2 separate regions of the Homo sapiens genome follow, and region 2 is linked to region 1. A link is an interaction called in ENCODE POLR2A ChIA-PET data of the cell type or tissue named here. Cell type or tissue: MCF 10A. All regions are shown on one strand.

Region 1 (4,000 bases):
AGGTGTGATATTATTAGACTGTCAATTTGTGACCTGTCTTTTTGATGAAGGCATTTGGCACTATAAACTTCCCTCTTAGTATTGCTTTTGCTGTATCTGAGATTTTGATAACTTCTGTCACCGTTATCAATCATTTTTAAAAAATTTTAATTTCTATCTTGATTTCATTGTTAACTCAAAGATCATTCAGGACAGGTTGTTTAATTTCTAATTTCTATAGGTTTGAGAGTTCCTCTTCAAACTGATTTCTAGTTTTATACTGCTAGGGTCTGAGAAAACACTTAATATTATTTCTATTTTAAAAAATATTAAGACTTGTTTTGTAGCCTATCATATGGCCTATCTTGAAAAATGTGCCACTAGGCCAGGTGCAGTGGCTCACACCTGTAATCTCAGTTGTTTCTGGAGGCTGAGGTGGGTGGATCACTTGAGGTCAGGAGTTCAAGACCAGCCTGGCCAACATGGCAAAACCCCGTCTCTACAAAAAAAAAAAATTTACAAAAATTAGCCAGACATCATGGCGCCCATCTGTGTTCTACTTGGGAGGCTAAGGCAGAAGAACTGCTTGAACCCGGGAAGCGGAGGTTGCAGTGAGCTGAGATTGTGCCATTGCACTCTGGCCTGGGCAACAAGAGTAAAACTCTGTCTCAAAAAAAAAAAAAAAAGAGCCATGGCTGGGCACGGTCGCTCACGCCTGTAATCCCAGAACTTTGGGAGGCCAAGGTGGGCAGATAACCTAAGGTCAGGAGTTCGAGACTAGCCTGGCCCAACAGGGTGAAACCTCGTCTCTACTAAAAATACAAAAAAAAAATTAGCCGAGTGTGGTAGTGGGCACCTGTAATCCCAGCTACTCAGGAGGCTGAGGCAGGAGAACTTCTTGAACCCAGGAGGCGGAGGTTACAGTGAGCCAAGATTGTGCCATTGCACTCCAGCCTGGGCAACAAGAGCAAGTCTCCATCTCAAAAAAAAAAAAAAAAAAAAAAAGAAGTCATTTGTTTTCCCAGTACTAGGGGCTTTCTCCTCTCTCCCCTTCATCTAGTAAGATAGCATATTGGCCCCAAATTCTAACTAACTACTCCTTTGAGTTACCCACCACTGAGTTCTTCCATGTGTATGCACATTGCACATGTAAATAAACTGTTTTTCCCTCCTGTTAATCTGTTATTTTGAAACTGTCCCTATAAACTGTATGAAATTCATCGGGGAAGAAGAGGGGGGAGAAACGAAAATAAACGAGGCTTGCAGCACATGCAGTGTTTATCATGAGGTCAGCTTGCTCTCTGACTAGCTACTTCACCAGTGTTTTGCGCCTGCTGCCTCAGAATCACATAGACCCTGCTACGAGATTAAAGTTCCCCTTAAGTGTTCTATAGACAACATGAACATTATAAAACATTAAGTTTTCCCTTTAAGATATTCTTTCAGATCCTGCATAGCAGTGAAATTATTGACATCAGCCTGTCTGAAGGACCCCACTGACGCCAGTTGGTCTGAAGGATCCCAGAGGAGCTGACTCACCAAAGAATGCAGTTTCCACATCTTGATGATTTCATCCCCCGTATCCCAACCAATCAACGACCTCAATTTTCCCGCCCCTTACCTTCCACAATCCCCTTAAAACTTAAAATACCAGCCCATAACTCCTCAGGGGAAATGGATTTGAGGGTCTCCTCCCATGTCCTCACTCAATGCTCTGCAATCATTAAACTCTTTCTCTGCTGCAAACCCTGCTGTTTCAATGTAACTGATCTACTACTGCACAGTGGTCATATAAACTTGTTGGTTGTATAACATTTTGTCAGTTTAATTTTCGGGCCCTAATCTCTGAACATAAGAAGGTAGAGAAAAGGTTTCTCTTCCCCATACAACATACAAAATATCCATTCAAAATTCAAGGTAAACAAATAGATTTTAATGTACTAGTATAAAAAACTTCACAGCTTGCCAGGAATAAAACTAAAATAATAATAATAATAATAAAACAAATTTGAAAATAAAAGCAAAATGTTTATTGATGTGGTTTCAGATCCCACAATGCAACTTAACTTTAAGACACCAACACACCAAGTTTTGGCATAGTATCAAAGATGAATATCCACAATTATCTTTAAAAGCTATTAAAATACTCTTTGCTTTCCAACTACTTATCTGCATATCATCAGATTTTCTTTATATATTTCAACCAAAACAATATATTGCAATCAATTAAATATAGCAGATAAGTAAGCTTCTTCCATGAAAGAGATTTACAAAATGTAAACAATATTATTATTCTAACTAAACTGATCTTTATCTGAAAAATATTTTTCATAGAAAATATGCTATTTAACACATAGGTTTATTATTTTAAAATAAATTAATGCATAAATATTAAATTTTTTCTCAGTTTTAATTTCTGGTTCAGTATATACTGATAGATAAAATCCATATAAACAAAACCTCTTTGGGGTCCTTGTTAATTACTAAGAGTTTAAAAGGGTCCTTAGACTAAAATGTTTCAGCACCTCTAATCTACTATACTCCCATCTCATCTCTACCCACATGGATAATTTTTAGCATCTAGTCATATTCCTTATTTTCTACCCTTTACAACAACCTTTGTGAACTCAATATCCATATTCATGATCCATATGAGACTAAGACCTTGGAGTTCTTCCTCCTCCTAAACTTCATTCCTTGACAATTGCCTACCAGGAAAGCCATTTCTTTCTTTTTAAAAAAAAAAAAAAAATTTTAATTTTACTTTAAGTTCCGGAATACTAGTGCAGAATATGTAGGTTTGTTACATAGGTATACATGTGCCATGGTGGTTTGCTCCACCTATCAACCCGTCATCTAGGTTTTAAGCCCCGCATACATTAGCTATTTGTCCTAATGCTCTCCCTCCTCTTCCTCCCTACCCCCCCAACTGACCCTGGTGTGTGTTGTTCCCCTTTCTGTGGCCATGTGTTCTCACTGTTCAACTCCCACTTATGAGTAAGAACATGCGGTGTTTGGTTTTCTGGCAGCAAAGCCACCCCTTAAACCATATTAACACACGGAAAGTCTACACTGAAAACCTCAAACTTTGGTCCAGGCAAGGTGGCTCAAGGTGGTGGTTGGTGGTTGTTTTTAGAGACAGGGTTTCACTGTGTTACCCAGGCTGGAGTACAGTGGCACAATCGTAAGCTCACTGGAACCTCAAACTCATGGGCTCTAGTGATTCTCCTGCCTCAGCCTCCCAAGTAGCTACAGGCATATACCACCATGCCTGGCTACCAGCACTTTGGAAGGCCAAAGTAGGAGGATCACTTGAGCCCAGGAGTTCAAGACTAGCCTGGGCAACATGGCAAGACCCTCGCCTCTAAGAAAAATAAAAAGATTAACTGGGCACGGTGGTGTGCTCCTGCAGTCCTAGCTACTTGGGAGGCTGAGGTGGGAGGACTGCTTAAGCCCAGGAGGTAGAGGCTACAGTGAGCTATCATCACACTACAGCCTGTATGATGCAGCGAGACCCTGTCTCAAAACAAAATACAACAACAACAAAAAAACACCTCAAACTTTGTTCTGTCATTTTGTGACCACGACCTCCTTTCTAATCACCATTCCAACCCTTCACAAGGAATTAATGAGAACTGATCAACTCCTAGTACACTATCCAGGCCATTAGCTTCATTTCTAGCTCCTTTTCCACTAATGTTTACTACACATACTAGCATGGATATCCTGCAAATACTTCAAATTTAACCTGTCCAGAAGATAATTTAGGACTCTGCTTCTGCCTGAAATGGAGTACCAGGGACAGATTTATCCTGTGGCCCTAAAGAACTAAACAACTGGACAAAACATATGAAACAATGTTTTCAAACACTGGACAATAGGCAGCACAGGACTATGATCATTGAGAAAGGAATACACATGAAAGCAGCCCTACAATTGCTCCAGCTCACTGCCTGGAGGCAGTTTCCAGTCTGCAGCACAGGGACGGCAAATGCAAACAGAGCTGGCATTGTTGCTAAAT
Region 2 (4,000 bases), 56 kb after region 1:
TCAGAGTCCCTTTCAGAGTTGCATATGTAAAGAACAGGTGTGGGGACCCCACAAAGACCACAGGCCTAAACTCATTTTATCTGCAAAGGGGAGCTCTGGCTGTGCCTCCTGGCCCCTTCTCTAGAAGCAAGCCAGTGGGGTGGTGACATCATGGGCTTTGACCTTTTGTCCCAGCTTGCCTTGGGGAATCCATTCCCAGTAGCCATAGTGGGAGAGCGTGGACTGGATCAGCCAGCAGGGCAAGCAGGGAAACCAGAGTCAGATTGTTGAGACTACACTGGCAATGCAAGAGACTAACCAGGACCTCTGTCCTTTCAGTATGAGGATCGCCGTGCAGAGTGGGTCACCAACGAGGCAGGCTTCAGCCATAGCCACCAGCACGGTTTCGGCCTCCTCAACGCCTGGAGGCTCGTGAATGCAGCCAAGGTGAACAGGTGTTGGCAGGGCAGGGTGCCCTGTGTGGAGTGACCAAGGGTCGGAGCTGAATGCCCCAAACTGCCTGGGATATCATAGGTGCCTAGTAAATGTTCATTCAGTTCATTGATTTAACAACTTCAACCTTCATCCCAGCTGATATCCATTTTACAAATGAGAAAGCAGGCTCAATGCTATCACTGAAGTTTCCAAACTACTAATAGAGTAAATGGGACCTGAGTATGTGTGGGACTCAGGATGCTCTGGTTCCCCTCCTCCACCCTGGACACAGCTGTTTCCTCTGGTTCCTTAGCTGGGGGCTGTACGGAGCATTCCAGCGAGCAAGCAGGAGCTGAGGGCTGAAGGAAGATGATGAGGAGTGGAAAAATAAAGACAGCTAAACCTTCAAGATCGTATTGACAAGGGCGTGTGTGTTTGTGAGAATGTGGGTGTGATCATTCTTGTTTGTTGATTTGCCATCCCCTCCTTTCCTTTCATAGATCTGGACATCTGTCCCTTACTTAGCATCCTACGTCAGTCCCGTGTTAAAAGAAAACAAGGCGATTCCGCAGTCCCCCCGTTCCCTGGAGGTCCTGTGGAATGGTAAGTAATCAGCACAAAGGGGGTTAATCTTAGGCCTGAGGTTTGGGGCCGGGTGACAAGGAAGTTAAACTCGTCCTCCCTGCCAGATTCTACCCCCTTTCGGAGCTGAGCTCCAGCCAAACCTGTGGAGTTTTCTTTGACCATTTTAGGACATGTTACTGCTTCTGAGTTGGCTCCCCCAGCTGCTTAAACAAGACCTTTCTCCTGGGTTCCTAGTAGTGAAAAGGAGCAGCAGAGCAACTGAGGAGGAGGGCGGGTGGGAGGCATGGGACTGGGGCTTGGGGAGGTCAGGCGAGACCGGGGTGAGAGCTCAGAGAAGCTCCTGTGACTTCCATGCTAAGATCTTGCCAGAGAACTCTGGTCAGTCCTCGGGTGTCTGGATGAAGTAAAGGAGTTAGGCATTTCTTCCTTTGATTCTCTGGCTTACCTAATAGAGAGAGTCAGATGTGGTCTGCTGGGGATGGACAGAGGGTTTGTAGAAGTCTCCTAGGCTTTAGTGACCCATCCTCTGCCTCCGCCTCCATGGTGGCCAGCATGAACCAGGATTGTCTGAAGGGGTTGTATCCTCTAAGCCAGCGACCTGGTTTTATGTTGAGCGAAGAGGCGGACGCCCTCCCTAGAGGAGAGTGCAGCTGGATCAGGATGCTTGTGCAGAGGATGCCCTGTCTGCACATTTACCAGCGTTTTCCCTACCCCCAGCTCCTTGGGGGATTCTTTTTCCTGGAGTCATTTACTACTTTTTGCAAAGGAAGTATGCTATGCTTAGTGCCCAAACCAAAACTGTCTTCACTTTTTCTGTCCTCCTAGAAAGTGATCAATTGAGAGCCATGGCAGGAGAAGGAATGGCCAGAGAAGGTTACTCAGAAGGGAGGATGAGGGGTGGCTTCCCTCAGGTGAAGGTTTCACAGAGAAGAATTGAGTTTTCTCCTCCTAACCACATCCAGCACTTGCCCAATTTCCCTCAATGTGGAATGAAACCCCTGGGCCAGTCACTGCATTTCCCATAAAAGGAATGTTATCTTGGAAAGGGCATAAAGCGTCAGCCAAGTCAGAGAAGTTCAGAAACATTTCCAGGAATGCAGTTCATTTGGAAGCCCCTGGCTTTGCACTTGCGTGTCTTAGAGATAGTGTGCCTTCAACTTTACCTTCTATCCAGGGCTATTTCCTGTTGCATCTGTCAAATGAGGGCAGTGACTTAAAAGAGTAATATGGTCTTCCCAGCTTCGTCATCCTCTGCTTCCTGCTGACCAGGGGACGTTGCCACGGAATGTCTACCCTAGGCATTGAGGCATCTGGCAACTGCTTGCTTGTCACTAAAAAGTAAGAGAAAGAAGGACAGATTGCCTGGGTGGAGAAGAGTGGGAGGTGGCCTAGTGGAGAAAGCAGGATTAAGAGAAGGGAGGGAAAGATTTAGGGAGTTTGGCTAATGGAGCCCTTTACCTGTTGGAAGGGCAGCAAGCAAAAGTTTTACCAGAGTTTTCCCTACCCCCAGCTCCTTGGGGGATTTTTTGTTTTGTTTCATTTTTGTTTTTGTTTTTTTGCCTTGAGTAATTTTGACATGCAGAGTTATTCACAACTTTTTGCAAAGTACTATTTTCATTGGCTTTTCAGAGCCAGTGAAGTTGCCTTCTCCTCCAACATGACCACATTTTCCTCTGAGCAGACAAAAACAGAACAAATAAGTTTGTGGGCTTGCTTGGAGGTTGAAAGAAATAAGTCCAGTTAAAATGAGAGTTGAGCCAGGTGCCCTGGCTCATGCCTGTAATCCCAGCACTTTGGGAACTTTGGGAGGCAGATAACCTGAGGTCAGGAGTTTGAGACCAACCTGACCAACATGGTGATACCCCATCTCCACTAAAAATACAAAATTAGCTGGGTGTGGTGGCTCATGCCTGTAGTCCCAGCTACTTGGGAGGCTGAGGCAGGAGAACCCGGGAGGCAGAGGTTGCAGTGAGCTGAGATCGCACCATTGCACTCCAGCCTGGGCAAGAAGAGGGAAACTCCATCTCAAAAAAAAAAAAAAAAAAAAAAATTGAGAGTTGAGCAGCTCAGTCCCAGGAAGTCAAGAAACCCCTTCTACAGCCAAGTTATGGTTGTTTTCCACCAGGACCTGGTTGATTCAGTGTCTGGGGGCTGGAAAGTGAACTTTTTATAAAGCAGAGGGAGCTGAACATCCCTGAGATAGAAGAGGAGGCTAAATACCTCTAAGACTCTAGAGTAGCATTGTCCCAAAGAATTTTCTGCAATGATGGAACTGTTCCATGTCCATGCTGCTCAGTTCAGTGGTCACTAGTCATCTGAGTCTATTGAACATTTAAAACATGACCAGTTGGCCGGGCATGGTGGCTCACACCTGTAATCCCTTTGGGAAGCTGAGGCAGGAGCATTGTTTACGCTCATGAGTTCAAGACCAGCCTGAACAACATAGTGAGACCCTATTTCTACAAAAAATAAAATTAGCCAGGTGTGGTGGTGCATGCCTCCTGGGAGGCTGAGACAGGAGGATTCCTTGAGCCCAGGATGCCAAGGCTGCAGTAAGCCATGGTTGCACTACTGCACTCTCCATCCTGGGTGACAGAGCGAGACCTTGTCTCAAAAATAATAATAGGCTAGGCGTGGTAGCTCATACCTAGCCTATAATCCCAGCACTTTGGGAGGCCAAGGGCAGGGGCGGATCACTTGAGGTCAGGAGTTCAAGACCAGCCTGGCCAACAGAGTGAAACCTCGACTCTACTAAAAAAAAAAAAAAAAACGATACAAAAATTGGCTGGGCACGGTGGCTCACGCCTGTAATCCCAGCACTTTGGGAGGCTGAGGCGGGTGGATCACAAGGTCAGGAGATCGAGACCATCCTGGCTAACACGGTGAAACCCCATCTCTACTACAAATACAAAAAAATTAGCCAGGCGTGGTGGTGGGTGCCTGTAGTCCCAGCTACTCGGGAGGCTGAGGCAGGAGAATGGCGTGAACCAGGGAGGCGGAG

The links. Peaks named below come from ENCODE experiments on the same cell type or tissue, not always from the same donor. Only the 100,000 strongest peaks of a DNase experiment are listed, where the experiment ranks them.
Region 2: POLR2A ChIA-PET joins it to region 1 with 5 read pairs; 6 of 35 experiments call an interaction of 5 or more read pairs at or near these places.

The regions. Positions count from the first base shown.
Region 1 is chr11:117,271,341-117,275,340 of GRCh38, reverse strand. All of the region lies in intron 6 of RNF214 (ring finger protein 214), which reads right to left. Among named protein-coding and RNA genes, the nearest start is that of RNF214, 41 kb to the right of the region's middle. In MCF 10A, no CTCF peak of the experiment used is centred here; a DNase peak (open chromatin) is centred at 1,530.
Region 2 is chr11:117,215,483-117,219,482 of GRCh38, reverse strand. PCSK7 (proprotein convertase subtilisin/kexin type 7) reads left to right here. Exons shown (of 17, transcript NM_004716.4): 11 at 319-426; 12 at 915-1,017. Among named protein-coding and RNA genes, the nearest start is that of PCSK7, 15 kb to the left of the region's middle. RefSeq lists enhancers at 1-321, 776-1,975. In MCF 10A, no CTCF peak of the experiment used is centred here; no DNase peak of the experiment used is centred here.